5 separate regions of the Mus musculus genome follow, and regions 2, 3, 4 and 5 are each linked to region 1. A link is a loop called in an ENCODE intact Hi-C map of the cell type or tissue named here. Cell type or tissue: heart. All regions are shown on one strand. Each heading gives the region's core, and the rest is flanking DNA. Links, peaks and the distances in the headings are about the cores only.

Region 1 (5,823 bases), core at 370-5,369:
CGGGAGAACCCAGGGCTAGCATTCACTGGTGTGTAAAGTGACCACAGCTCCTCTGCTAACTGCGGGTGTGCTCTGAGGGATAAAGTCTGAGTAGCACAGCCACAAGTGTTCTGAAAGGAATGGGCAGAAAAGAGAGGGATGTTTTCAGAAAGGAGGATTACAGAAAACCTATCCCATTTCCAGAAACACGATCTAAAATATTAACAGAGAGACATACACGGTCCAGGTATGTATGCTATATTTTAAAGTACTAGTAAGGTAAAATTACCATTTGCTGGTAGGATTACTGACTTCTTCATATGACATTTTTGTAGACAAATTCTTTGAGTTGTTGACAACTTTGGAGAGTGAGTTGGTTTGGTTTGGGTGCTAGAGGTAGAACCCGGAGCCATGTGCGTGCCCGGACCCAGGTCCATGCCGGCTAAGCACTTATCCCTGAGCATTTCCCCTAGCCCACAGACCCTGAAGTTAACTTAGTTTAAAGGACTTATTTTAATGGTTGCACAAGCATGTGGATGGATAGTGAGCTGTAGGCAGTCCCAGCAAACAGAAACATTGTTTTTTCAAAGATCAAATAGAAGAATGAGCAAGCAGGGAAGGGCAGACAGGGGAACCTACAGAGGAATAAATGTGTCTCAGACTGCTGAGGGATAGGGAATGAAAACTAGGTCAACCCCCAAGTCCAGCCTGGAGAAACACACAAGACAACCTAAGGAATCTGAGAGAGAGAGAGGGAGAGAAAGAGAGAGAGAGGGAGAGAGAGAGAGAGAGAGAGAGAGAAGCTGGCTCTGTAAGGTGTGACAGAGAGCAAATAGCAGTGATGGTGGAACTCAGCGACCTTGACTGTGGACATGGGCAAAGGTCTCTCATCAAAAGATGTGTTTTATTCCTCTGCAGACATCACCTGTGACACCCACATAAGGGCCAGACGTGTCCTTTTATTGAAGCTGGTACTCGAGGGCTATGGCTCAGAACAGAACTAACAGGTTTTTATCTGTGTAACAGCTCACTTCCAACACTACTGAGCCTTTCCATTTTCAAGAGCTTACACAAAGTGGCTGTTGGGGCTGGAGAAATTGCTCACAGTGAATGGCTCCTCTTCCAGAGGACCCAAGTTCAGTTCCCAGAACCTACATGGTTGCTCATAGCCATTTGTATTTCCAGTTCCAGGGAATCTGACATCCTCTTCTTACCTGTATAGGCAACAGACATGTATGTGATGCACATACATACACATAAAGTAAATCTAATTTTGTAAGCGTCAGTTACGTTAACTCCTCCTCCCTCAAAAGAACATGTTTTATTCAATCATTTCTTTCTGCCCAACAGTTTATCTACTGTCTTGTACATGCAGCTGGCTTATAGTTAGTTACAGGCCCTCTCCCTACCTGATATTTGCTGGGCACTCACCCAGAGAATTCATTGGGCTGAAAACAATAGGAAAAACACAAGCTACAGTCTATTTGGGAAATTGGAAAAGCATAGCACAAAAAATAAATAAATAAATAAAATAAACATTTAAGTAACCCTTTAGCTAACACACCTATTCTCCTATCCGTAAAATAGATGTGAAACTCAGATCTGGTGGTGCTCGCCTTTGATCCCACCACTCAGGAGGCGGACGCAGCCTCTGCCTCTGAGTTCAAGGCCAGCCAGGGATACAGCCAGAATTCCAGGATGGCCAGGGCTACATAAAGAAACCTTGTCTTGAAAAATTAGAAAGGGGGAAGGAAAGAAAAAAAACGAGAAAGCAGAGGTGTAGTGAGTGTCCCCACTTATTCTGCTCACGAGTTCAAATGCCCACATCACTTCAGATAAGTTATCAGCCTGGCAGCACTGAGAACCCACTGCATGAAATGTAACATTTTTTTTTTTTTGCAAAAGCAATTCTATGTGAGCTGGAAACAGACCTCATTGGTAGGATAGCACAATAGACTCCTGAGTTCAATCACAACACTGTGAAAAAGACAGAAACAAACAAACAAAAAAAACCAACCCACTATATTATTGATGTTTTGTTTTGTTTGAGACAGGCCCTCCCTACGTAGCCCAAGCAGACCCCAAACTTAGGATCCTCCTGCCTCAGTTTCATAAGTGTTGAGATGACAAGCATACCCTACCACTTCTGTCAAGTTTTTAAGTTCTCATGTGGGAATGAAGAGCAGAAGAGAAAAAAAAAAAAAAAAAGATGGCAGCAGAAGCAGGAAGCAGGCTGATATCTAAGTCTACAGCAAGGCTGGTTTACATAGCCAGTTCTAGGCCTGCCAGAGCTAAATAGGGGGACTGTGTTTCAAAACAAAAAAACCAAAGCCTACTTGATGATGAAAGGGGAGGTGAGAAAATTGAGTTCATTAGACTTTACCAAATGTATTTTCCATTTGTTAGTTTTTAAAATAGCTTCAACTGATGTTGCACACATATAGGTAATTACACTTCAGCAGTTAGTCTGTCTCGGAAAGCGAATGAACTGCAGGTAACACCTCCACCAGATGAACGCTGGAAACATGATTAGGCTGTATGAACACATCATAACTCAAGAGCATAAGGTGCACCCAAAACCTTTTCTAGGAACCTCAAAAGTTCTATGGACGTAATCACTGGGCATTGGTGTTCGGCAAAGATCAGATTTCAAGCCTCCAACTTTGTGCTGTGTTCTTGTGTCTCAGCGCCAAGAGCGCCATCCAAGTCCTTTAAGCAACGAGGACATGCGCAGAACCAGTTCAGAAATCGTCAAATTCAACAACGAAAGGACGGCTGCCTAGTCCCTTCCTCAGCACGCACCCTGTTACGTTCTAGCCCCGTAGAGGGCCGGAGCTTCAAGCTCCTCCGGAGGACCTTCCGGCTCCTCCTCGTCCTCCTCTTCCAACACCTGCCTCAACCACAGGTCCATGCCGCTCTCCTCCCTCTGGTAGCACCATACAACCAGAGCCACGAGTGTGAGGGTGAGCGGCAGCACTTTCCACCAGGGCCGCTGCTGCGGCTTCCCCAGGGAATGCTCCACGGTCCAGCGGATCGGGGTGGCTTTGCTGCCGGAAAATTGGATCGGGAGGTTGGGGTCGTCGTCCTCCTCTTCCCTGTCTGCAGGCTGAGCTGGAGACCGGCCACGGGGCGGCGGATGCAAACTTCGCGAAGCCCAGCCCACGAGCCGCAGAGCCCGGACCGCTCTGGAAGAGAGACAGCAGTAAGCGTCCCGGAGCCACGGCCACCTCCCACCCTCACGCACCGGCACCTCACGGCTCTCACCCCGCAGCCCGTGAGCACAGGACACTGTTCATAGCGACCTCGACTCGCACGCTGAGGCGCACCGCGCTTTCGTCACTTCCGTCGCACAAAACCGGAAGCCGAACTTCACATCCAATTTCACGACTACAAAACGTGGGTCCAGCGGCGCAACGGAAATGATGCATTTCCTCTCGCTAGCTCTTCCGTCTCCGGCCTCGCCCTGATCACTATCTGGACGACTTACGGGTTTGTGTCGTTCTGGGTCCTTCCATTGAGACCTGATCCGGCGCGGCGGATTGAAAGTGAAGCAGACTCGGTTCTCCGAAGAGCTTGGCCCGAGGCTGTTTAGTGTGATGCCCAAGGACTTGAGAACCCGTGGCATCTGCTGGCTTCTTTCCAGGACCATCGTCCGGGAGGGACTTGGTCCCTGTTCTCCATGAGCGCATCTTCCAGTCTTAGCGCTCCATCCGAGCTCTCAGGCACGGAGGCGGGAAACCCTCGCGCCTTAAACGCCTCCCGGCCTGGCCGTCCCTTTGAAAAGGCTTGTAGAAACATCACCTCCACCTAGACTATCCCAGGTCCCCAGAATCCATTTGCCTTCAGGAAGAATGGAAATGGCTCTGTGTAGACCATAGGCTGACCAGATCTCGGACAGCCTACAGGGAGGCGATTCTGAAATTACACTCCCATAGCTAACGTGCACCTGGCCTTTTGATCTGGAAGCTGATTGAAGCTCTGCATCGTCAGAATCAGCCAGGCAACCTTGTAATCCCAATACTGTGGAGGCAGATAGAAGAGAATCACTGGTCCCAAGTACTACACAGCTTAACATCAACCCAATTTAAAATACAAAAAAAAAAAAAAAAAAAAGAGGATCAGCCCTAAAGGTGTCTGTCTTCTTAGTACCTGTGCTGTGTAGAAGCTAGAGTGAGTTATATTACACCTGGTCTTACCGCAGGGCTCAATAATGATTATCACTCCGATTTTATTCTTGATCTGTAAACCAGTGACATGAATAAAAACAAAAAAACACCTCTTCCTCTATCTCATGGGGCTGTGAGTTCCTTTCTGGGCAAGCAGAGTCCCCATGATTTATTTTGCTCAGGAGGGTGTCTGAGGGCACCACAGCATGCATGACAAGGGAGAAGTTAGGCAGGAAAAGGACCCTTCAGCCTTTGGCTGTTAGTGATGTAGATATTCCTGCTAGAGTGAGGGCCAGTCTTACACAGCACTCCAAGAAGGTAGAGGGTGCCCTCACTAGGCAGCATAGAGGGGAGACACACAACTCACAGTGCAGCAACCTGGCTCCTGAAGACATGAAGTTCAGCTACAAAAACCCAGCCCAACTGTCCTGTCTTCACTTGAAACTCCTCTGCTGGGGGACTGGACTTGAACTTCTCCCCATGCAGGGAAATAGGGGTCTGATATCAATTGGATCCAGAAGCTTGGGGGGGAAATTTACACCTGTTGCAACTGCAGGATTTGGGAGCAGCCTGCAAACTCACTTGCCTTGTTCCCTGCAGGTGGTTTTGCCCGCTCTTTGCTCAAGGTCTCCCACCTGGGGAAGCACACTCTGTCATCCTGAAGGTGACCATAGCTTTTGGATGTTTACTGCTTTGTGGGAAAGAAAGGGTCCTGGGAAATGCCCTTACTCTGAGCTGTAATCTAGCCCAGGATGGAACAAAATCAGGAGCCTCCTGTGACCGGGAGCCACTTACTAACGGGAAAAGCCTCACACTCCACTCTGTTCTTCCTCAAGGCACTCTCACTGAGTTAGAGCAGGAGCAATGATAGAGATGTCGGGAGCCCAGCAACACCTGTGAGGTTCCCCCCGCCCCATACACTAAGAGGCCCAACCCAGGACCCTGACTAAGAGCTGCTGTGTCAACAGAGGCACCTGTCTACCAAGGTCCTCCTCCCTGGGCCCCACCCCACCTGTTCCATCACAGAACCCCACACTGCTACACCAGTTTCCTAGCAAGGACCTCACAGCACCTAGGCCCTTAACTATAGGGAACATGCAAACCAGGGTGAGCTTTCAGAAGGAAATGGAGCTTAAGGGCCCTAAGGTGTAACGGGAATCAGGCTTCCTGGATTGGATACTGTAGGAGAGCCAGGCTCAAGCTGCACAGGATAGCCCATGGGACCAGACAAGGAGGTACAGCAAGAGTTAAGAGTTTCATCCTTGGGTGGGCTAGCCTCTGACAATGACCAATGAGCCCATCTCAGTCTCAGTGACTGTCTCAGATCAGAGGCAGAAAGAGACATTTTAGGGCTGGCAAGACAGGTGGTTCAATCTGTGAAGTGCTCACCATGCAAGCATGAGGCCCTGAGCTGGAGCCTTACCAGACACATAAGAAGCTCTATGTATGTTTGTAATTCCAGCTCTGGGGATGCAGAAAAGAGGGATCTGTGGAGCTCTCTCATTACCCAGTATGGCTTAACTGCCAAGTCCCAGGTCCCAGTAAGAGACCCTCGCTCAGAAACAAGCTAAGTGGCTCCTAAGGAACATAACCTCTAGACTCCTTGCACCTGCACACATGGGACCTACACACATGCACACACACGCACACACGCACATACACGCTCGGGAGCACACAC
Region 2 (5,823 bases), core at 824-5,823, 67 kb after region 1:
GTGTACATTCAGGGACACAAAAATGAGGAGAAAAAGCAGGGTCTTCTTCTTCAAGCACCTCATGCTGGGACACACAGAGGCAGAAGCTGATGTTCGTCCCTTGGTCCCTTGAGTCTGTCTCGTATCCCTGCTCCTTGAAGCCCACCATGTGACTGGGTTTCTTCTTTCTGTCCTGGCTGAGTGTCAGGTTCTTCCTGCCACCTTAATGAAAGGCATCTGCCTTCAATCCAGTGGGCTTTGGGAACCCGAGGTTCCCAGGGAAACGAGCTTCAAACAGGCACAAACAGCTTCTTTGGGAAATTGTTCTAGTGGATGTGCTCAGGGCTTTGCTTGGCTCAGAGGCAGACAGGAGCTGATAATGGCTCTAACAGCAGCACCTAGACTGGAGTTCCCACCAAGAAGTCAGAGCAGGACAGGGGTTGAGCATGGTCAGGAAGTTGTCCAAGCCAGCTGTGCACTGGTGCCCAGGATTCCAGCCACATGCAGCCATGTCTTATGAGTCCTGTCTCACTGCCTTGGAGAAGGAATCCCTCTTAGAAATGAGACTGAATTTCACTTTATCTTATTCTAGAATGGGATAACTTAAATTAAAATTAGCTATGTTTTTCTTCCCTGGAAAAGGATCTTGCTGTGTTGCTCATGCTGGTCTTGGACTCCTGGGTTAAATGATCTATCTCAGTCCTCAGCTAGGACTATAGGTGTTTGCTCTCTCTCTCTCTCTCTCTCTCTCTCTCTCTCTCTCTCTCTCTCTCTCTCTCTTTCTCTCTCTCTCAGTCCCACAAATTGCACATGTTTTGAGTTAATATGATATTTTGATAAATGTATTATGTAATGTTGAAATCAAGCTAGACATACCTGACTTTCCCTGCCTGGCTTTTGGTTACAGGCTGTGCAGGGGGATGAATGAGGGTCCCTGAGGAAATTGATCCAAGTTCTGCTCCAGGACCTGTGAATATAGCCTTATGGGGAAAAACGTCCAGGCAACATCTTAAGATAAAGTAACCCTGGAGTACCCAGATAGCCCTGCACTCAACAGCAAGCATCCTGATAGGGGCAGAGAGGACACCAAGGAAGAGGCCCAATGAAGTCGGTGGCCGAGATGGGAACAATGCTGCTGGGGCGGGCCACACCTGGAGCCTCTGGAAACCAGAAGAAACTTCTGCAGTAGCATGCTGCTTTGGGTTCAGACTCTGACCCCCAGAGCTGTGAGAAAATAATGTTCTGTTGTTTGAAGAAGCCTAGTTTGTAGTAATAAGAACAACTCAGGAAAGTGTCACCAACAAAAGCATTAGCATTTCCAAGATGACAGGAGCCATAGTGTCTTCCCAGAGGACAGGCCACTGAGAGTGTCATCCCAGAGGCTGGCTGCTGCCATTAAAGCTCCTTTGGTCAAACATCAGAACATCACAGACAGAGGAAAAAAGCCACAAAAGTATCCAGGGAGAAAAACTGTTGGTTCAGGAGACTGGGACAATTCCAAGGGGACAGCTGACTTTATCATTTATGCTGATCCGGAATTTGATCCATGGCACCACAAAAATAACTAAAAAAACAATGGCAAAAAGATAAAATAGTGCATCTATTTCATGTGAATAACTCAAGAGCAAAGAGTATAGGCCTTTGTAGGTACTGAGACTCCAGAAACGTATCCCCAACCCTACCTTCACTGGGAAGTCCTGGAGGGTGAACTTCAGGAAAATGGACGGGTCAAGAGGTAATGGAGTTGCAGTTTAGGGATGGAGATTCAGGAATGTCTCATGCTGGGGCTCCCACACCCCACTCTCAAGTCTTGGTTACATCAGGAGATACCCCCTTCACTTCTACAGCGCCCCACATGTGTTCTGACAACTCTATTTGAGTGGTTTCTTACTGTCTGTTCTCTGGACTGAACCCAGTGTTGACCTTTATTATTTATTTATTTATTCTGTGTGTGTTTTACTCACAGGCTCATGTGTAGACACCACACATTTAAGTCGCATGCCTTACTCAGGTCTCCACCTCCTCATTTTATTTTGAAACAGCACCTCACTAGTTCTCGGGTTCACTGGCTACCTGGCAGGCTCTTCTCCACACACTATTCTCTTACACCCCTGTTCTGATTCTGGGGTCACAGATTGTTGTGCAGGACTATCCTCCAAGACATCTGTCACCATCAACTTGGAAATGACCATCATGCCCGGGACTTGGTGATACCTCATAGAGGAAGGACAGAGAGGGCCAGGGGATACTCACTTGAGTATCCAGCCTCCTCCCAATCAGTTATATGCAAGTCTGCCCTAGTTCATTGTAGCCATGGGGGACTCAGAGAAGGGACAGAGTATAGAGATATGAAAAAATTAGGGAAGGGTTCTATCTACACAGTCATGGGGGTCTGTTGGGGGGCAGACCTTCCAGTGTGACTGCTTTAAGGTCACCTCTGCTACTGCCTATACCCCCTCACCCATTGCTCTGTCAGTAAGCCTAATAAACTCACTGATTCCTCAGAGTCAACTTTGGTGGAAATGTACTTCAGCTTATTTATCATCAGTACTGTAAAAGGAGGGGGGTAGACTTTGTTTACATCTCCTTGGCAACACAGATGCATGCCTCTTCACTTGGCTTTGATATTGGGTTCTGGGGATTTGAACTCAGATCTTCATGTTTGTACATCAAACACTTTGCCTAGTAAACCTTCTCCCCAGCTCCCAGGTCTAGTCTTTTTGAAGAACAATTACCATTACATTCATTTCTTGTTTGTGTGTGGTTGTGGGAGCAATGAGTGTGTGTGCTTGTGAAGGGCAGAGGACAACTTTGAGGAGTTGGTTCTCTTTTTCCACCAAGTGAGCCCTGAAGACTGAACTTAGGGGATCAAGCTTGCCAGCGGAGCACCTTTACTTTAAAAAAAAACTTGTTTATTAATAAATAATGTAATATATGTAAGTACACTGTAGCTGTCTTCAGACACCCCAGAAGACGGCACCAGATCTCATTACAGATGGCTGTGAGCCACCATGTGGTTGCTGGGATTTGAACTCAGGACCTTTGGAAGAACAGTCAGTGCTCTTAACCGCTGAGCCATCTCACCAGCCCTGTACCTTTACTTTTAAGTGAAGACTGGATCCTCCTAACACCCCTTTGTTCTAAAACAAATAAGGACACCCATCTCCGCCTGAACACTGGCCAGGGGCTAAGCACTGTTAACATTTATTATTGTAAGCACTCTGGTATTCATTTCCAGAAAAATAAGCAAAAATATTGGGTGCTGAGGTGACACGAGCTCTTAACTAGCAACTGCTAGGTTTTCCATTCTGGATGGCTTTAGCAAAAGAATTGCCAGTCAACAACTCCTGGCCTGCCCTAATGCCAGCTCTGACTATCCAGGAAACTCTGAGGGCCTTGAGAAAACTACAAGGTTGCAAATTGCTTCAGGTCTGGAAGATACAGCCCCAAGGCTTTTTGCAACCATTTCGACCAGGTTGAGAAGAACACGTCCTCTGGTGGCCTAGCTGAGGAACTACAGAGGCTGGTGCAAAGACTGTTAGCAGAGGAAGTGCCCCTTTTCAGGATTTGAAGGCAGCCGCTTTGACTCCCTCTGGGAGAGACTTTCCTCATCTCCTCCCTTTTGTTGCAGCTTTAGGTACAGTAAAAGGCTCCTCTCCAGGGTTTGCTTGCCTACTCTCAGTAATGTGGGCTAAGCTGTTATCATGAAAAAAAAAGAGGTGGCAGAGACAGCTGAGCAATTGGCAGGCCAAGCTACAAAAGGGACAGGACAGTCAGTTTTGTCATAGCTGAGGAAGCAGTAGCCAAGGCATCAGGGGAGTGCAGAAACTGAGACTGAATGAGGATAATTGACTAAACCAGAGAAGAGATGGCATAGCCTTGGATGCCAGATGAGTTCCAGAGAGCCAAGAGGTCTCAACCCTAGGCCAAGAATTTTAACACTGGCTGTCATTAAGAGCGAAGGTCTACACAAAAATTGTAAAGCTGTAGGGCTGAAGAGTCCCTACAATCACCAAATCTGCTTAGTGGAAGCTGCACCAGCCACAGGAAAGAGCCAAGGATTCCTGACCTACGTAAGAGCTAGAATACTTTTAGGGCTAAGGGTCCCAATGCCTCCAGTCCCCTAATACTAGGGGAGTCATCTGCCATCTCTCACTGAGGCCAAACATGGAGAAAAAAAAAAAAAAAAGAAAGCTACCATTTGAAGACCTTCTCTTTGACTAACCCCAGTTTTTATTTGTGTAGAGATCCTGGCTGGCTGATCGGTAACACTTCCATGGATGCTGGGAACTGAACTTGGGACCTTGGCAAGAGCCACACGTAATTTAACCTCTAAGATAATCGCTCTGGCCCCTGGTATGCTCTGCTAACTGCTAAGCCTTGAGTGGGCTCATTTCCTGCTCAGGAAGGGTAATTTTGCTTGATGATGTTGAATGAATACAGCTTGCTCAGATTTCCACCCACACCCAGTTCCGCTGAAATGTTGCTCCCTCAATGTATCTTCCAGATCAGGATGGTCAAGAAAAGTTCTGCCATGATGGAATGTTTCACACTGCTAAGTTCAGACGACAGTCAGGATCCCTGGGTGTTTACTCAGCTAGTGGTGTTTCATTTAGGGCAGTTTAGACGCAGTTTGCGTGTTCGCAGTAAACGTGCACCCTTGTGTACCACCAAATACATCAGCGCATCCGCATTACAACTTGGCCATATCCGCTGTTCCTGGCTTCCTTATTCTGTTTCCCTCAGGGCGCCTAGAGAGTTGATTAGTGCTCTAGAGTGGAAAGTCATCCGACCCAAGGCAGCATAGTGGGGTAATGTGCTGGGGAAAGTCTCTCCAGAATTAAGGAAAACAGAGACAGCAGTCACCAGGGGACCAATAGAGCGGACACGCCTACCGGAGTCCTGCCCTCAGGCCTTGCCCACCGTAGGCTCTTAGGCCACGCCTCTTCCTCCTCTTGCGCAGGCGCAGATGCTGCGGTCATCAGCGCGTTGGCGCGCCGCTGATTCGTCCCTAGCCACGCGTTTGTATCAGCCCCAGAAATTCTAAATATCCGTGCAGGTTTCACGTGAGCTCTGCGACTCGAATTCACAGCTGCCCTCAGCTGACACTGAATCTGGCGCGTGGTCCTGGTGCCGTGGCGAATCAGCGGCGCGCAAGAGGGAGCATGTGGCCTCGGCTCTGAAGCATGCTGGCCAGAGGAACCCTGTAGGAGTGGTTGGTCCAGTCGGGGCTGCAGTGTCCTGCCTTGCAGCATGGCCAGTTCCCATACGAGCCGAAGGCCTCGTGTTTAGGGGGCTGGGTGCTAACCTGGAGCTGCAGACGGAGGAGGAGTTTTAGTTATTGCACCCTGGCAAGCCACTCACTCATCCAACTATCAGTGGGTTTGACAGAGGAGACAGCCACAGTGCACCGGTGCAGTCCGGGACTGAAGCTCTGTCAGATCATCGGGCAGGCGGGAAACCCGGAAGAAGGACGGGAGAGCGTGAGTGAGATTGTGAGTGAAGCGCCTGGAAGCGCAGAAGTAAGTGCGTGTGTGTAGGGGGGTGGGGCCTGAGATTTGGAACCGGCCCAACTGTTTCCTCCCTTAACATCGTGGGTGCCATGGGAAGAATTCTTGACACTCTAACATGCTTTTCTCGGACCCTCAGCCCTGTTCTGCAGGATGGACCCAGCCCTGTCTGCTGTCCGGCTCACCGTCCAGGAAGCCATTCACATCCTTTCATCCTCAGAGGATGCTGGCCATATCCTTTCTACCCTGGGGACTCTGAAACGATACCTCGGTGGAACCGAGGATCCAGTTCTTCCTGAGGAGAAGGAGGAGTTTGCCACTGTCCACTTCTCAG
Region 3 (5,823 bases), core at 379-5,378, 52 kb after region 1:
GGTAGGGTTTTTGATTTGTTTGTTTTGAGACAGGGTCTCATCTAGTTCAGCCTGGCCTCAAAAATCACTTTCGACTTCTGATTCCCGTTCTCAGCACTGGCATGCCCGGTCATAGGTATGTGCCACCACACGCAGCTTTATGTGGTGTTGGAGGCTGAGCCCAGGGTTTCACTGATGCTAGGCAAGCACTCTGTCTCCAGACCCGTCGTTAATGACTAGCATCTACTGAGAACCTGTTTTCTAACAGGCTTGCTCAGTATTATACATTCATTAACTTTTTACAGATGAGAAAACTGGCACCAGCTGGCCTCAGATCCTGCCGGAAATTCTGGCTGGTCCAGTGCTCAGCTCAGCACAGAGGGTTCCCAAGCTGTAGCCAGTGCCTATTCGACCTGCCTAAGCAGATAAGGATTCCTTAGCACTGGAGTCCCCAGTTTCTTGCAAGCCTCTCCTAGGCCTAGTCACACCCAAGTCAACTCTTGTGCCTGAAAAAGGCTCCTACCCCCCGGACCACATCCCACACATATATTCTCTCTGTTCTGTTGCTCTTCTTGTCTAAGGACTTGGCACAAAAGTGCTCATTGCACATATTCCTACAGGGCTCGTCACACAGACCCAGAAAGGTGTTGGGGCCTGTTCCCAGAGGGAAGAAAGCTGTCCTATGCACCTCAGTGACCTGCACACAGACCTGGGAACCCACAATGGGGCAGGTGCTCAATTATTTTTTAAGTTGTTTAACAGCAACCAATCAATTGTATTATCTGCAGATTTAAAAGCTATAGTGGTAGCCGGGCGTGGTGGCGCACACCTTTAATCCCAGCACTTGGGAGGCAGAGGTAGGTGAATTTCTGAGTTCGAGGCCAGCCTGGTCTACAGAGTGAGTTCCAGGACAGCCTGAGCTTCCAGGACAGCCTGAGCTACACAGAGAAACCCTGTCTAAAAAAAAAAAAAAAAAAAAAAAAGCTATAGTGGTATTTAGGGGGAAAGATCAACTCTTTCTTTACTCTGTCTATTTGCAAAGAAAAGCAAAAATAAATAAAAACAAAACAACCCACATGTATTCAGCCCAAACTCAACTCTGTCAGTTTCCAAATTCTTCCCTCTCTTAAAAACCAGTTGCCAACATAAAGTTACTTTCTTTTTGGAGAGAGACACGTGTGTGTGTGTGTGTGTGTGTGTGTGTGTGTGTGTGTGTGTGTGGTGGAGGCCTCTCTAGTGGAGGCCAGGAGAGGAAAAGGTGGTCAGATCACCTGAAACTACAGTTATAAGTGGTTGAGCCACTGGACCTGGGTGCTAGGACCTGAACTTGAGTCTTCTCCAAGAGCAGCAATAGCCCCCTTCCCCAAAGGTTACTTTCTTTACAACAGGGATAACAAATCACACCACCCAGAAACACCCTAGGGAGGCAGACACAGCTCTACCACCTTACTTATTTCTGATCACTACTGCAGACCGGAGTCACAAGCACACGTCCTTCAAAAGGGCCTGAGCTGCTTCCCAGCAACAAGGAGCTGACTTTGACTTTCACTGTCCACTGCACCTTCAAGGGTCTAGCAAAGAAAGCCTAAATGTAAGTTTTGATGCGGTAGCCCTATCTTGTGCTCTTCTTAGCCTTTAAAACAGCAGGAGTGTTTGTTAAGACACCTCTAACATCAGGAGGAGGAAGGGTAAAGGACAGTTATAAAACAGACTAACATCAAGGAATTGATATAAGTAACTGACTCAAAATTAACACGATGCACACAGGCAAAAGAAGCAAAAGCACACAAGTAAACAAGCCTGTCCCGGTCTTAAACGCTAGGCATTTGAAGGCACAAACTGTTCGCAGTGCTGAGCACACTCTGGCCTCTGACTTGTTGCTTATCATGTCTGGCTGCACATTCCAAGTTCAACTAGGTAGTAAGAGAAAATGAGTGGGGATGCTTGACACTGCAATTGTGTCCCAAACGTCTGGAATTACTCCTGTGAGAAAGGAGACAGGCACTTTCACCGAAAGCACAATTCTGCCATTTAAATTGAAAACTACCAAGCGTGTAGTCCAGGCCTTCCAAGTTCTTGGGAAAATGAGACAGGATTATGAATTCATTGGTGGTCTCACTGTGAGACCTTATCTTGAAACGTCAAGGGCTATGGGTGCAGAGCTGAGGTCGTTATGATTGCCTTGTATGTGTAAACCCTGGCTTGACCCTCACCACGAAAAGTAAAATTAAAAAACAAAAGCAACGTTAAAGTCTTGGGATCTCTTGCTGAAAAGTCAGCGACAACGGTTCCTGGAGGAGAGGGTATCATTTTCTCTGATGGTGTAGCCACTGAGGAACGAGATGGGAAGAAGGGGTTCAAAGAGAAAGAAAGAAGAGGTTTATGAGTGCGAGGCTATCAAAAATAAAAGTCTTCCAGGATTCAAAAAAATAACAGAGGAGAGCACCGTGGCCTCCCTCTGGGCCCCGCCAGCACACTGAGGACCGGCGCAGCGATCCCGGCGGCTGCATCTCCGGCCCGCGGGCCTCACCTGGCGCGCGCCCGGCCCAGCTCCGTTCAGCAGCGGCGTCTCCTCGTCAGGCTGCCCTGTCCTTCGAAGCAGTGGCGCCCCCTCCTCATCATCGCGATCTCGGCCGGACCAAGACACTTTCTTAGAGACGTTGGCCATGGCCCACTGAGGACCAAACTCAACAAGAACAGCCGGCAGACCGGCAGCATTCCCGTGACCCGCGCCCAGGTCTCACGTGATCTATCATCGGTGCCCACGTGACTGACGACGGAGGCCGGCAAGATCCGGGAGCGCGGAGTCTCCTGGGAATTGTGGTTCACTGGTCGTTGCAGCCCAGGGTAGAAACCTAGAACTCAAAATCCCTAGCAATTAGTGTCTTCACTGAAGGCAGTGACCCAAACTCCAGAGAAGAACCAGCCCGAGATGCACGCCTAGTCCTCCAAGAGATGATATGGAAAAAAAAAAAATAAACTACCTGTAAAAGTTCTGGAATCGTCCCTCTCAACTAAGTTGGCTTCATGTGTTTCCTGTGCTCAAAGGGCAGCCAAACTGCTGCAATTCCGGGAAAGGGATTGAGACCCTGATGCCACACCACTTCCAGTAGGATCTGTATGACAAGTTCCACAAACTGAGGCTATTGACCTCAAAAGGGGTAGGCCTCCTGGAACCGGTGTGGAACTCTTCGCCGGAGAAAAAAATATTGAGTGGTAGTTCTTATGGCAATGTTTTGTTTTCTCTTATTCCTTTTCTTATTTACATGTTCCTGGTAGCCTAGGCCAAGATCTTAAGCAAGAATAATGGGTAAGAAACCAACCCTAGAGATGGGGGCCACTAACATGACCTTATCCCCCGGGAAAACAATGCCTTACTTTCTAAATCATTTACAAAACTATTACGATAGATAAAAACTTTCCCAACAATAAAATTTCATATGGCTGCACGTGTGTCATCGGAGGTGGATTTTGGTGTATGGTAAAGAAAGCCTTAATTAGAAAGAATTAAAATAGTTTGAATTTACATATTGAAGATTTGTTAAAAAAGAAAAAGAAAAAACCCAGATACTAGATGTTAAATAGTAATTGACCATGGGGCTAGAGAGTTAGTTCAGTGGTTAAGAGCACTGACCATTAAAGATTTATTAACCTGCTCCTAGAAATAAGCCACTAGACTTGGACAACAGCCCCCACTGAATACATCCTTTTAGAATTGTTATATTTTGATGATTTATATTAATAATGATGTTACCTGTACTGTTTGTGATTCACTGAATGCATAGTTTCAGAGTTGTAATGCTTGGATGATTTTTGTGCTTTACTGTGCCAAATGATTTTTGTTGGTATTTGTGATTGTTTCACTGGATATAGTTTCTAAGAGATGTAATGTTTGGTTTTTTAATGTATAAAATCCCCTGCTTGAGAGCTGCAAAATGCACTCAGATTCAAACTGCCTCTGTGTTTGTTTCTGTTTGTCACCACCGAATCCTTACCCACCTAGCTTTGAGGACCCTCATTCCAGAGACCCCCATAACCGACTTGGGTGGACCGTGGCACCCTGAAGTGCCAAATTAGGAAAGACTGGGGTTCCTCCGAGGAGGAGACTAGGACAGCACATGGGCGTGGCATTAACTAGCCGCAGGTTGCTTTAGGCAATAGTATTTTAGGAAGATTAAGTTTGCCTTAGTATCGGTGTTACATCAACAAAGTTGTTCTTAGATGTATCCTGAATTATGTAGGGGCAAGGATTGGGATTTGATACTACAACTTCAGGGACCCGAGAGTGACTGTAATCATGGGTGGCACTCTACAGAGAAAGAACGATGTTACAAAGTTTACTTCTGAGCAGTGTCATGGCAGTTGCATTACAGAGGATGGTAGAAGGAAGCAAGGAAGAAAGTGTCCACTTAATGAAGGAAATAGGTATATAATGTGAAAGCTACATTTAACAGAGAAATATCAGAGAGGGCTGGGGTTAATATGTACGACATAGAAAGATTCTATAAAAATAGTTAAAATACAATTCAGGACATCAGTGGTGACAAAGATCATATGTAAGAGAGTTAACAAGGGTTCTAGGATATATATGTACATTCATCTATATATGTGTACATATATATATCCTAGATTTTATATATATATATATGCATATACATGTATATAATATTACCTTGAAACTTTTTTATTTGAAAATTTTCAAATCAGAAAGTTTTAAGTTCATCTTAACCTCTAAGGGTGAGAGGATTATAGGAAATGTCCTTCCTTTCATACAATTCAAAGTAAAACCAAAACTAAACACAGAATAAGAGGAAGAAAGTTAAATGGTGTTCTGAATTTTCCCATGATTATCCTGTGACTCTCTCTCTGTGTGTGTGTGTGTGTGTGTGTGTGTGTGTGTGTGTGCTGTTTCCTCTTTGACACACCTTAGTTTTGTCATTTTACAAGACAGTGATAAGGATGTCATGAACCTCTTTTGTATTGCTGGGCTTTGAGGTTGGGAAATGAAGCTGGCTTGTCCAACTAAGGTCATTAGTATTCCATGGGGCTTGAACTTAGATCCCTTCAAAACTTTGATCAGAAACTGGGCAGTGGTGGTACATGTCTTTAGTCCCAGCACTTGGGAGGCAGAGGCAGGTGGATTTCTGAGTTCAAGGCCAGTCTGGTCTACAAAGTGAGTTCCAGAACAGCCAGGGCTACACAGAGAAACCCTGTCTCACACCCCCCCCACACACACATACAAACTTTGATCACAATTTCTTTAAGACTAGGACATTTAAGTTGTCAGTTGAGCTAAATGCACAGGCTTGGGCCTTTCTGGATGATAGAGTTTGGGGGGAAAAAGGATTGGCAGAAGAATAAGCAGAGTAGAGATGTGGCATAGCAGGATATGTAGGAGGAGTTATAATGGAGAGAGTCATCCTAGGGTCATGCCTGGGGGCATAGATCTCTCCATAACCCTTGCTGACAAAGTGGTACAATTCCCACAGCTCCCAAAAGACCAGGGCCTTCAACTTATTGTTCTCTTTTTATTGACTTTTGTCTATTAGGGATTAAACTCGGGGTCTTACACATGTCAGCCAAATGCTCTATTGTTGAACCTTGTAAGTCTTTGTAAGAAGAGAAATGAACAGGGGTGGACAAGAAATGGACAGGGGTGGACAAATTGGTTATGGGAGGACCATTGGCTTCTTGTTAGTACTGATTCCTTGAAGGGCCAGGATTGTAACAATGTAATAGATGTGGTTAAAGAAGGAATCTAGGGGACTGGAGAGATGGCTCAGCAGTTAAGAGCACTGACTGTTCTTATGAAGGTCTTGAGTTCAAATCCTAGCAACCCTGCAT
Region 4 (5,823 bases), core at 490-5,489, 89 kb before region 1:
AAGCAAGTCTACAATACTCTACTGATGGCCTATGACTGTCTCAACTGATTAATTTTTAATGCGCAGGTTTCTTTTTAAAGCTGTATATGTTTGAGTGTATTGCCTGAATTCATGTGCTCCATGTGCATGACTAAGATTCAAAGAGGGCATCAGGTTCCCTGGATCTGGATGAACTGGTGTTACAGATGTTTGTGAGGCATCATGTGGGTGCTGGGAACTGAATCTGTGTCCTTTAGAACAACTGTTATTTACTGCTAAGTCATCTCTCCAGCCCTGATAACGTGTTTTGCTGAAACACAATATTTACGTTCACTTTTCTTGCCTGTGGAGTTTTTTTGTTTTGTTTTTCGTATCACATCCAAAAACTCATTGTTGAATACCTTGTTAAGCAGACTAGCTTTTATATCTAGCACAAGGAATCCAAATTCACACTTTTGCTTATAAATCTCTTATTGAAACCAGACCCTAGAGTAGCAACCCCTATTCACAACCTTGTGTGCAGAGCCAACCTCCCAGCAGAGCAGGAGATGACACTCAGGGAACACAGGGCCCTACTCCTACATTAGGTAGTACCCAATCCACTGGGAAAAGGATGGGTGTACACAACAGCCAAGGCCCTTCACTGAGGTTTGTTTACTGATTGTCCACCAACCTCTTACTGCACTTCAATCTTGGCTATTGGAGATTGGTTCAAATGCTTTGACTCAATCGGGAATCTGAGTGTTCAAATGCTAAAGGTTCTTGTCCCCAATCGGTTTTTGATCGATCAATAAAGATGCCAGAGGCCAGTGACTGGGCAAAGGGAGATGGAGCAGATCCTTAGAGTTTTGAGGGCTAGGACATGGCGGGTGGGTGGCGGGTAGTGGAAGAAATTGCCATGAAGCGGTGGGATACAGATGGACATAGGACTGCAGGAGATAAAGCCAACCAGCAATGTGAGATTTCTGTTAAATGGCCACTGACCACTTCCCCGATTGGCCCTGAGGTAGCAGAGGAAGGTTTAGGAGTACCCAGCCTTGGAGTAGCTAAGGCATTTTAAAGTTAACTGGCAAGCATGTGTGTGTGTGTGTGTGTGTGTGTGTGTGTGTGTGTGTCCTCCATTCACGAATCCAGATAGCTCCTAGGAGGGTGTGTGCATGCGAGCCAAAGCCATGGAGCACAAACTCACTGCTACACTTGGCTTCCCTTTACACCCAGAGAGATGGCCCCAGTCAAGACCCCTGTCCACTGAGAATGCGTATCTTGAAAAATATAAAGTTTCTAGGCTGATATAGCCTCCTACTCCAGTCCAACCCAGCCAACTCCACATTACCATTCCTGACATTCCCTCTAGCACAAGGGCCTTTGGGTCTTAACACGGCATCTGCCCGGATATGAGTTCTCTGTGCTGGTTGAACTCAGCACCCTGGACCAATGGGAAGTGTCTTCTGCATCTACTCAGCAAACAAAGTGGTGCTATGGTGTTGTGGATTTGGTTTATTGCTTATATTAATTGGGTTCCCAAATTACATGAGAATTCACACATCTGCATGCAAGGCACAGTGGGACCCTACCAATTGGCTCTAATTGGTAAATAAAGTTGCCAGGCTGCCAATGGCTGGGCAGGGAGACTGAGGTGGGACTTTAAATAAGAGTTTCTGGGCAAGGGAACCATGGGGAAAAGAGGGATTTTTAGAATCGCCATGCTGGGGAAGCAGGAGGATCAGTCTTGAGAGCTGTAGGAGAGAAAGCATACGGCCATGTAAGAGCTGAGGATGAGTGGCCCCAGGGGGCCCTCCCCAAATAGTGTCTGGGGTAGCAAAGATGGAATATAGATTTTAGTAAATGATAAATTCAGGAGTCTCAGAGGGTAGGTGTTAGCAATGTGGAAGGTTGGGAGGGGCCCAGCTGTTGGGCTGCTTAGGGCATATTAAAAATAAGGCTGCATGTGTGTGTCTTTTATTCAAGAATCCACATGGAGCCGGGGCAGTGGTGGCGCACGACTTTGATCCCAGCACTTGGGAGGCAGAGGCAGGCAGATTTCTGAGTTTGAGGCCAGTCTGGTCTACATTGAGTTCTAGAACAGCCAGAACTACACAGAGAAACCCTGTCTCAAAAAACCAAAAAAAACAAAACAAAACAAAAAAAAGAATCTACATGGGATAGTCATAAGAAGTGCTTGCCTGCTAGGGAGATTAGAGTGATTTGCATACTATCACTACACCATGGCGTTACATCATACACTCCTGCTCTAAACCTTCTGCAGTGCCCTGTGGACCACAGATCAATCCTTTCAATAACTACATACGACTTCCAGCTGCCTCTCCACGCAGTCTTTCCCTCAGTCTCATTCCTGCAGAAAATCCAATATCCGTGAGTCCAGACCAGGCTCAACTGTGACCCTAGCTGAAAAGTAGATTCCAAAGTGGATGTGGTACGATTTGTGCAATTTAGGGGTGGAATCACATAGAACAGGACTTCAAGGTCAGTTGGAGGCCAGGCAGGGATAATGCATAGGACCCTAAACTAAAAAAACAAAGTAAAAAGATTACTGGGCCACTCAGAGCCACCGGCCACAAAATGAGAGCCCCCAGACAATCTGCTGATAACTTTGGTCCCAGATGGTACAATTCACAGGCCAACATCCCTAAGTGCCCAGGAGCCACCAGACTTGGAAGCTGTTTTGCAGGCTGGGATGGATCCAAACCAGATCTGTTGGGGGTACAGATCTAGTGTGTCAGGAACTTGTATCTAAGCCGACCTTGTCTACAACTCAGCCCCAATGAGAGACCAAGGTCCCTCAGGATCTGGTGCTCACTGTGATCTTAACTCTTAAACAGTACGGCTACGAACAGGAGGAATTAACAGGGTGAGCTCCAGGGAATGTTGGACAATTGTGGGCAAGGGGCATGGGACCTTAGTTCCTGTTTTGGGGCACCCAACAACCTCAAAAGGTAAGAGGAGAACGAAGGAAGGAGAGAGTGGTGAGTAGATGGACGGAGATACTGACAGATGAACACTGGAGTCCCTGGCAGCAATTGGACCCATAGTCCAAATTCCCAGGAAGCCCTTGTTGGCTGCAACTGGCCCCGAAAGGCCTCCAGCACGTGCCAAAAAAAAAGGAGCAGGCGCCAGAATGGCCACCAGGGGGCCAGCCGACGGTTCTAAGTACCCGTCCCGTCGGTGAGTCGGTGAGGAAGCATCCGAGCTGGGTTGCAGAGGACTGGCCGAGGAAACTGGACTAGGCCACGGCGTGACAAAAGCGTGTCCAGCGGGGCCAGCAGAAGCCGCACAGGGGTTTCAGGTGGAACTAAGGTGTGGGGTGCGGCACAGGGAAGAGGCCTGGGGCGCGCGCGCGGGGGGGGGGGTCCGCGGGTGCTGCCCCTCCCCCACGGCGCAGGCCCATTCCCCTCCCCCACTAGGGGGCTAACTCGTAGGTTAGGGAGCATCCACATTTCTCTCCCCGTCGGTTTTGCTTGCGTTTGGCCCTTTGTATGAGGCTAGTTCATTGGATAGTTTCGAGGTTCACCCCGCCCAAGTTCCTGAGCTGGCCAATTGCAGAAAGTGTCACAGCGCGCTAAGTTCCGGGGATCGTCACCGTACTGCGACGATTCCCAGGATGTTTAGGCCTCAGTGATCTTTGCTCCCGGGACTCGGGCCTTGAGCCCAAGGATACCTCCAGAGCCTGTGCCCGGGAAGGTGCCCTCTGAGCATCCGGATGACCCTTGGGAATCTATGCTTCTTTTTCCTCACACGACTCTCTGATGTGTCCTCGAGTGGACGCGCTCATCCCGAAGAGGAGTTTGCAGACGCTCCCTCGAGCCTAGGACGCGGCCCCTTTAAGAGTGCGGCCGTTCAGGGCACCGCCTGCTTGGACAGGCGCCCTGGGCTCGGGCTCCTTAGGCGGTCGCGGGCAACGAGGGCGCGGCAGCCGCGTGCGGGCTGCGGGAAGCTCGTGTTTAAGTAGACGCGTAGGCCACCGGACGGGAGGGACGGTAAGCTGAGCAGGCGTGTGGCGGGCAGCCCAGCTCAGGCCCCGCCCCGCCCGCTGGGGTCCTGCGCTCCGTGCTGCGCGCGGCGGGCGCGGAGGGAAGTCCCGAGACAAAGGAGCGCCGCCGCCTCTGCCGCCGCGACGGTCCGGGCCGCGGTCGCCCAGGTGAGCCGCCACCGGCCTGCGCACGCACTCCCATCTTCGCCCGGACTCGCCGCCGTTCCCAGTGAGCTTCCGGGAGGCGCCGAGCGGAGCCACGGCGGCCTCCTCTCGCTCGCGGCCTCCGAGTCTCGGCCTTCGGGGCACTAGGGCCCAGCCGCTGTGCCACGGGAGAATACAGGGTTGGGAGCACGGCCCACTGCCCCCCTACTCTTGGCGAACTGAGTTCCGCCGACCCCGCAACAGATAATCTGAGCTTCCCAGTAGCTCCCAGACGCGTTCTGGGCGGTGCTGGGCTCCGTAGTTAGGCGAGTGAGAGTGCGGAAGGCCGTGAGTACTGGGCCGTGTCGGGGCCTGTAAGCACCCGGAGTCACATCAGAAGGCTTCGTTCGTTACCGAGACGCTAGGCTTGTAGCTTGGGTTTTTGTGGGGGAGTCTTGTGTATATTCTCTGCCCCACCTTCCTTTATTCTTAAGGAACTGTTGTTTTAGTGGATGAGTTAGTTACCTGCCTGCATAGCAGAAAACGGGCGTCGAAGGGGAGTTTGTTTTCTTTCTAAAGGTATTCAGGCTGTGAGTGATCGCAGTCCTGCCCTCCTCTGGCTGTCTCTGCCACTGGAAACTTAACAAACAGCGTGGTATACTTACTGAAGGATCCTTAGGGCCTACAGTGTGCATTCGAGTAAAAGAGGCCGCTTCGCCCTATCCAAGCCAGCCGTAGTGCCTGGTACCCATGTTCCCTCTGCCGAGGTGGGCGGAGATAAGCAACCTTGCACAGGCTCTCTGACCGGTAAGTAGCTCTGAAGTAGGTGGTGTCGCCAGACAAATACTGTACACTGTAGGAAGCCTGGAGTCATAAGACCCATCCCTGTATGTCCTTCCTGTCTCTAGTAGTGGGGAGGGGAATGGTTTTTTGGTTTGGTTTGGTTTAGTTTGGTCATTGCATCACAAAACTTTTAGCTCGTGAAGTGACTGTTTGCCTGGGAAGGCAAGTTGTGTTTAAGTGGCTTTTGGAGTGCTTGCGGGAGCAGCAGCACTGCCCCCCAAGTTTCTGCCTAGATCATTGCCAGGGTGCTCCTAGGGTTCCTTTTCCTCGACCGTGGGGCAAAAGGCCTTTAAGAGTTCTGATAAGAGCCACCTCTCACTTCTCCCTGTTTTTGAGACAGGATCTCTTGTAGCCAAGGCTAACCTTGAACTCTTGGTGATTCCCTGGTTCTGTCTCCTTAACACTGAGTGTCCAGGCAAGAGCAGTTGAGCTAGCTTCTCGGTTCTTCTCACTTAGGATAGCTGCAGTTGGATGCTAGGACAGAGTTCTCTGGGCACACAACTTTATCCTGAAGTCAGTTACAGCTGTCCCAACAGCTTTGTGTGGCCCGGTGTCCAGGCTTCTTTCTCCAGAGCACTGGCCCCGGGCTCCAGAGAGAAACCTGTTAGGAAACCCTGCCCAGACTTGCTTGCCATCTTCTGCCATCTGATTGGCTGGATGAGGATAGCTGCTTCAGTGGAAGATGCTAGAGAAAGAGATTGGGCAGGCCTGTGCGTTGAGAAGTTGAAAAGAGGGACACATTGGAAGTGAAGCCCTATGCTCCAGTCACTCTTAGATGAGCGCCACCTGGGTCGTAAATTGCCTAAGAGATGACTATTAGGGCAGGTTGGGGTTTTGTGGCAGAACCTTGGTGCTTGTTCCTAGACAGG
Region 5 (5,823 bases), core at 394-5,393, 170 kb after region 1:
TTCTAGCATCCACAGGTCCTGGCACACACGTGTGCTCACACTCACACGCAATACATAAACATGGTTTACAAGATTACTTATCATGTGTGTATGCATGTGTGTCAAGATAGGCGTGGAGATCTGAGGGAAACCTGAGAGAACTGGCTCTCCCTTCTGTCATGTGGACTCAGCTCATTGCACTTAGCAGCAAGCACCTCCACTGTGAGCCATCTCATCAGCTCACCTGATTTTTGAGACAGTCTCTCATTTGAATCTGGAGCTTACTGCCTGAGCTAGGCCTGGTAGCCCGTAAGATCTAGATCTTCTCAAATATGGCAGTCCTTTTATCCTGCCATAGAGGTTCAAGAGCACGCTTAGATCTGACCCCCTGTGCTGTACATGCAGTCTCCACCTCCTCACATTGATCTGACTTCCAACTCTTTGTGATTCATCTGATGAATATCTTTATCAGGTATTCTGCCCTCTATCACTGTGAGAAAAAGACTTTCTACTTCTTTGAAGTCACCTACTTTGTGGCAATTTGTTATAGCAGCCGTAGGAAGCTAGTGTAGTTCGAAAGGGTCAATGTGGGGCTAGAGAGGTAGCTTAGCAGTTCAGAGCACTTACTGACTTTCCTAAGAACCTGGGGTTTGGTTCCCAGCAACAACATGATGGCTCACAACCATCTACAAGTCTAGTCCCAGTGGATCTGATACCTTCTTCTGACCTTGAAGACATGCACCTGGCCCATATTCACACATGCAGGCAAAAGAATCATACTCACAACATAAATAAATCAAAAAAGTTCAAAGGGCTGACACAAAGAGTTGAAGAAGGCATGCATATACGGCACAGGAGGTCAGCTGTAAGCACGCTCTTGAACCTCTATAGCAGGGATGAAAGAAGTGCAGGATATCGTGGCTTCGATGCTTGGGAATAACTGGCCCTTAGGAAGACCTGATTAGGAGAACTCTCGTGCCGAGTTATGCTGCCTCCTGGCCTCCATGACTCAGGAAGAGAAAAGAACACAAGAATCAGGAGCTGCTGAAGCCGACATAGCTCCAGGGACTCACTTGCTCAAGGTAGATGTCTACGTTGCCTCCAGAAGATGGGCTTATAGATGCGACTGCCAGGAATGGGTGGGTGGGGTGCCAGGTGATGTGGGAGGGAGAGCTGGGTGTGTCTGGAGCTTTGATTCGGTGGTCAAAATACAGAGCCATGATGACGCACAGACCTAGTCAAGGATGAAACCTGCAGGGCGGGAAAACCAACCCCTAGTGACTACGCGCAGAATTACAAAATGGAAGCAAACCTACAAGGACACGTAGCAGCTTTAAAATGTTTCTTAAATGAATGCAAGCCAATTCATTTGTTAGAGATTATTCTATTAAGGAAAACTATAAAATTAGAAGCAAAAGATTAAACTTGGCATGACCCACGGTGTGCTGGAAAAGAAGTAAAATTCATTGCTATCAAAGAGAGAACTAAACAGAGAATGCAAGTAGCAAGTACTGAAACGGGGGGAGGGGGGTGGTGTTTCAAATAATTCTTGATCATTCTCATTCGATAAGTATCGTTTCAATGTACACAGATACTTTCAAAGAAAACATTAAAACAAAATAAAAGTAAACTACCCATCAAAGAACATCTCTACAGAGAAAAACAGCGTTCAACTTCATGGAAACCAAAAAGCCCAAGAACGTCTTCTAGCTACGACTTAGTAGAGGACAGTCAGGACCACCAAGCGACAGTGATGGGGGAGAGGCTGCATTTAATTTGTTGCATGGGCTGGAAAGATGGCTTTGTGGTTAGGAGAGTCTTCCAGATACATGAGCTCAGTTCCCAGCACTCACATCAGGCAGCTTCCTCTGGGATCTGATGCCCCACTGGCCTCGCCTGTACATATACACATTAAAAGTAAGCCAGCTATGGTGGCACAAGCTTTCAATTCCAGCTCAGAAGAAGCAGAGGTCCCTATGTGTTTGAGGCAAATATGGTCTACTACAGTGAGTTCCAGGCAGCCAAAGATACATAGTGAGATCTTGCCTCAAAATAAGAAAAATCTTTTCTTTTTTTTTTTTTAAAAAGGGCAACATGTCAACTTCAGTATGTCCATTTTATACAATGTTCTAACTATTCATTCTTTCTTTCGCTTGTGCTTAAGGTTTTTTTTTTTTTCATTCATTTGTTTTGTTTTTTCAAGGCAGGGTTTCTCTATGTAGCCCTGGCTGTCCTAGAACTTGCTTTGTAGACCAGGCTGGCCTCAAATTCACAAATATCTGCCTGCCTCTGCCTCCCAAGTCCTGGGATTAAACGTATGAGGCACTTCTGAGCACAGCACTTATGCTTTAAAATGAGAATTAGCCAAATAATTAAAAAGATATTAAGTCAACTTTAGGAAGCTGATGCTCACACACACACACAAAAGTTATTTAAAAATCTGTTAATGTCCTTAGATCAGGAACAAGTTTCAAGTATGTAGGCCATAAAACAAGAAAAGGCCAATTTCACTTTTTCCAGTCAACTGATCCTCATTTTTATACTGAGTATTTTTATATTCAATTATTTTCAGAGGTGAGTGCCTCCATCATGCCAACTCTTAGGAAAGCAGGTCAAATTCATTATGCCCAAGGAGTCATACTAACAAGTAGGCTTAAAGACAAGATACTCCTTTTAGAGTCTCTTGTTCAACAAGAGGATGGGTTCTAAAGTAGCCTTTCGGGATAGTGACCAATGATGTAAAGTTTAGCTCTCTGGGCCAGAATAAGATCACTAGCTGCATCATGTAGACATTACTGAAGGACAGTGTAGTTCAAGGTGGTCCATTCAGGTCATGTTATCTTTACAAGCCACCCAAAGATTAACCAAGCAGAGGATTTTGGCTTTTTTGTCTTCCCCCAGCTTCATACTAAATGCATTGGGGGGCGGGGGGGACTCACGCCGCAACTCAAAAGTCCAGCAGGGGGCTCTAGGATTGTGCAGAGAGACAATGTGAAGCCAGCACACAGAGAGGAACCGAGAGGGTCCTGGCAGGTCATCTCTAGGTCCCAGGTCGATCCCATCCCACCTCTTGCCACTCCCCGGTCCAGCCCCAGACCCCTCTGCACCTTAGGTATAGGAATCTAACTTCGCCAGATTCCCTGTGCCTCCGTGTTGCCCGGACAACGCCGGTAAAGAAAGCGGAAGCAGTCGAGGGACAGCCGCGCCTCCGATGCCTCCCGAAACGACCACTGGTGACTTGCGGCGGAAAGAACCGAAAACAGTCGGTACCTCCCGGCGCAGCTCTGAGTCTTAGGCCCACTTTAGGACCAGTTTGGGTTTTCCGCTGATGGGTGGGCCAGATCTATTTGCTACTCGGGGCAAGCTGCGTCAAGGCTCCTAATACTTTTCTCCCCGAGTTCATCCTGCCTACCCCACGCAGGCCATCAGTCGGCACCTCGCGGAGCTTAGTTGCATTGCATCGGATGGGGAGGCGCGGCTCGAGAGCTTCTCTGGAACGTTCTGAGTACCGGACACCGCCCCGGCGCGTGGCGCGTTGATGCCTCGAGAGACCGCTGCAAGCGGTACTCAGCAGAGGCTTGCAGCAGCTAGGCACAGGGTTCCCTGGGTGACCGTGTGCACTTTAGCCAGTGTTAGCCAACGGCGAGTGTCGCTGAAGAGCAGGCGCAGTAGCACGGTCCACGCCAATGAGCCAAGGGGATAACCAGAGGCGGGGACCTCCTGCAAACTGGGATACTTTTTTCAAACGCCACATGCATAAGCATTAGAGTTTTAAAAACACATTTCCTTATCGCTTCGAATAGGAAAAGTGTTAGTGGACTATGCTACGATACATTTATGGTCTTAAACCTGTTTTCAAAGTGCAAAGTCCCCACCCGAGTTCCCGCGCGCTTCAAGACGCCCCGCTGAGGCGGTGATTTCTTCTCACGCATCCGTCAACATAGTCTCAGCCAATCACAGCCAGCACGCTGATCCTATTGGCTGTCGGTTGGCCAATCGGAAAAGACGCATGATCCGCAAGGGCGCGAGGTTGCCGTCACAACACGCCCCACGTTGCGGGCCCGCCCCTGTACATCGTGCGGGCGCGCGCACGTAACGCCTGCTGACCAATGGCAGCCTAGCTGGTTGGGCGCGCCCGCAGAAAAGCTGGACGTGCTCGTCTTTTTTGCGGGACGTTCGCCCCTCCCCGCTCCGGCGCCGACTTCAGGTCCCCGGCGGCCGCCGTAGCCGGAACTGTTTAGAGCGCGGCGTCCCGGGTGTGGGAGGGCGAGTGGCGGCTGCACCGGTGCCGTCAGCCCTGTTAGCCGCGCGCCAGTCCACGGAGAGGTCTTGCGAAGGGGAACAGTGCTTGGTGACCGCGCCTGACACCTGACCACCAGCCCGGCGTCGCGGCTTCGCCGCAGCCGGAGCTGCCGGGCCCGGTCGGTTCTGCGGAGGCCCGGGATCCGGGAGCCAGGCTGCCGGGAAGCGTGGATGAAAAAGGTGACCGTAGGCTGCACTTGGGAGCCTTCGGGATCCGCGGAGGGGCCGCGGTATTCGTGGGCTGCGCCGCGTGCAGCCAGCGGTCAGCTCCTCAGGAAGGTGCGAGCTTCTCCCACCCGAAATGGGACAAAGGGTGTGGAGCCGGGACGAGGCCCACAGTGCCCGCGCCTCCCACGGTCAGGAAGTGACGGGTTTCGGTGACGGACTCCTATGGAGTCCACCGCCTCTGGGGAACGACCGGAATGTGCCTGGGGACAGGGCCCAGCGCGCCGGCGAGTGGGTCCTGTTGGATTGATGCATTTTGCTTGGTGCTGTTGGCAGTGCTGGTTCTGGGAATGGGTTTCGCTCCCTAGCACAATGACAGGGTTTTGGGAACCGTGGTGAGGGGGTTAAAAGTGAATAGGTTCGAAGTCTTGTGCCATAAAATCATTTAGCGTGGGGTTGTGTCTTGTGTGGTTCTGTGCCAGGGTTTTCTTAAGGTAGTATTTGAAAGATCAGTGCCAAACAGGAAAATTGCACACCGTTTTTGGCAGCACCATTTTATGGTGTTACTTCGAGTTTTACATCTCTGTCTTTACCTTCAGTCTGTTTCTTTGTTATCATTGGTACCTTGCTCTGTCTGCTTTTCTTTTTAAGTGGAATGTTTTCAACAGTTATGTTGGACCTAGCGTCTGCTAAAGAACGGAGTGTTTCTCTGTCCTGCTTCATCATGTACACAGCCTGTCTTAAGATGTTGGAATGTACCTGAACTTTAGTTTATTCTGAGTATAATTTCTCCTAGCTACAGATAATTATTATTTTGCTTATCGATATCTTATGACAGTGGTAGAAGTTAAAGCAAGAATTTTGTTGTTTCCAGAATTGTTTACATAGTTCAGTTCCTATTCTTAAGATCCGACTGGAACATAACAGTGTTTGCTGTCACTTTTCCGGTGTTCTCTAACCTGTTCTATGCAACAGGCTTTGTTGAATGAGAGGTGTAGTCGGGCCATCTCCCTCCTGGGAAGGTTTCCGGAGTGCAGAGTCTCTCTCTTGCATGCCAGCTTTGGAGGGAGCGGCAGTTTTGGCCTATGGAGCACTAGGGGCTCGGAGGGCAGCGCGGGCCGTTGCAATAGGCAGGTGCGCGGCTTGATCGCGCGTGGCTCGGGAGCAGAGGGGAGGCACGGGCAGTGCGGGGAGCGAGGCGGGATCAAGCTGGGGGCCATGAGCTGCGGCTCCTTGGGTTAGGTGGTGGCGGGACGGCGGTACTGCGGGACCCAAAGCGCAGAGGCCAGGTCATGCTGCCGTGCCTTCCGTGGCTCCGGGCTGTGTTGGTCTACCTGGGTTAGGGGCATCCAAGGGCGGGGCGGGGTCCCGGTCCGG

What was found. Hi-C counts contacts between places; a loop is a spot of excess contacts. Peaks named below come from ENCODE experiments on the same cell type or tissue, not always from the same donor. Only the 100,000 strongest peaks of a DNase experiment are listed, where the experiment ranks them.
Region 2: a loop joins it to region 1, with 7 times the contacts of the local background. A loop is called at or near these places in 9 of 42 quality-filtered maps.
Region 3: it touches region 1 in a loop (7-fold over the local background); 10 of 42 quality-filtered maps call a loop at or near these places.
Region 4: a loop joins it to region 1, with 4 times the contacts of the local background. A loop is called at or near these places in 22 of 42 quality-filtered maps.
Region 5: it touches region 1 in a loop (2.6-fold over the local background); 3 of 42 quality-filtered maps call a loop at or near these places.

The regions. Positions count from the first base shown.
Region 1 is chr17:25,182,061-25,187,883 of GRCm38, reverse strand. It overlaps BC003965 (cDNA sequence BC003965), which reads right to left and starts at 3,323. Exons shown (of 2, transcript NM_183150.2): 1 at 3,244-3,323; 2 at 222-3,164. The coding sequence starts at 3,275. The coding sequence ends at 2,786. In heart, for the core only: a CTCF peak has its summit at 3,113; a DNase peak (open chromatin) is centred at 3,413; H3K4me3 peaks cover 3,394 bases; H3K27ac peaks cover 1,651 bases; H3K27me3 peaks cover 434 bases.
Region 2 is chr17:25,115,091-25,120,913 of GRCm38, reverse strand. It overlaps Telo2 (telomere maintenance 2), which reads left to right and starts at 4,947. Exons shown (of 21, transcript NM_001163661.1): 1 at 4,947-5,501; 2 at 5,629-5,823. The coding sequence starts at 5,643. It overlaps Ptx4 (pentraxin 4), which reads right to left and starts at 154. Exons shown (of 3, transcript NM_026747.1): 1 at 1-154. The coding sequence starts at 63. In heart, for the core only: CTCF peaks have their summits at 3,475 and 4,870; a DNase peak (open chromatin) is centred at 4,923; H3K4me3 peaks cover 1,453 bases; H3K27ac peaks cover 1,562 bases.
Region 3 is chr17:25,130,301-25,136,123 of GRCm38, reverse strand. Clcn7 (chloride channel, voltage-sensitive 7) reads right to left here and starts at 2,733. Exons shown (of 25, transcript NM_011930.4): 1 at 2,510-2,733. The coding sequence starts at 2,647. In heart, for the core only: no CTCF peak of the experiment used is centred there; a DNase peak (open chromatin) is centred at 2,733; H3K4me3 peaks cover 1,441 bases; H3K27ac peaks cover 1,009 bases.
Region 4 is chr17:25,271,633-25,277,455 of GRCm38, reverse strand. Ube2i (ubiquitin-conjugating enzyme E2I) reads left to right here and starts at 4,025. Exons shown (of 7, transcript NM_001177610.1): 1 at 4,025-4,135. Gm17801 (predicted gene, 17801) reads right to left here and starts at 3,332. Exons shown (of 1, transcript NR_027452.1): 1 at 1,928-3,332. In heart, for the core only: a CTCF peak has its summit at 3,128 (motif pointing right); a DNase peak (open chromatin) is centred at 3,495; H3K4me3 peaks cover 2,881 bases; H3K27ac peaks cover 3,239 bases.
Region 5 is chr17:25,014,168-25,019,990 of GRCm38, reverse strand. It overlaps Cramp1l (cramped chromatin regulator homolog 1), which reads left to right and starts at 4,761. Exons shown (of 21, transcript NM_020608.3): 1 at 4,761-4,864. Ift140 (intraflagellar transport 140) reads right to left here and starts at 3,905. Exons shown (of 30, transcript NM_134126.3): 1 at 3,087-3,905; 2 at 1,053-1,230. The coding sequence starts at 1,199. In heart, for the core only: a CTCF peak has its summit at 2,954 (motif pointing right); DNase peaks (open chromatin) are centred at 3,100, 3,630, 4,040 and 4,680; H3K4me3 peaks cover 2,927 bases; H3K27ac peaks cover 2,595 bases.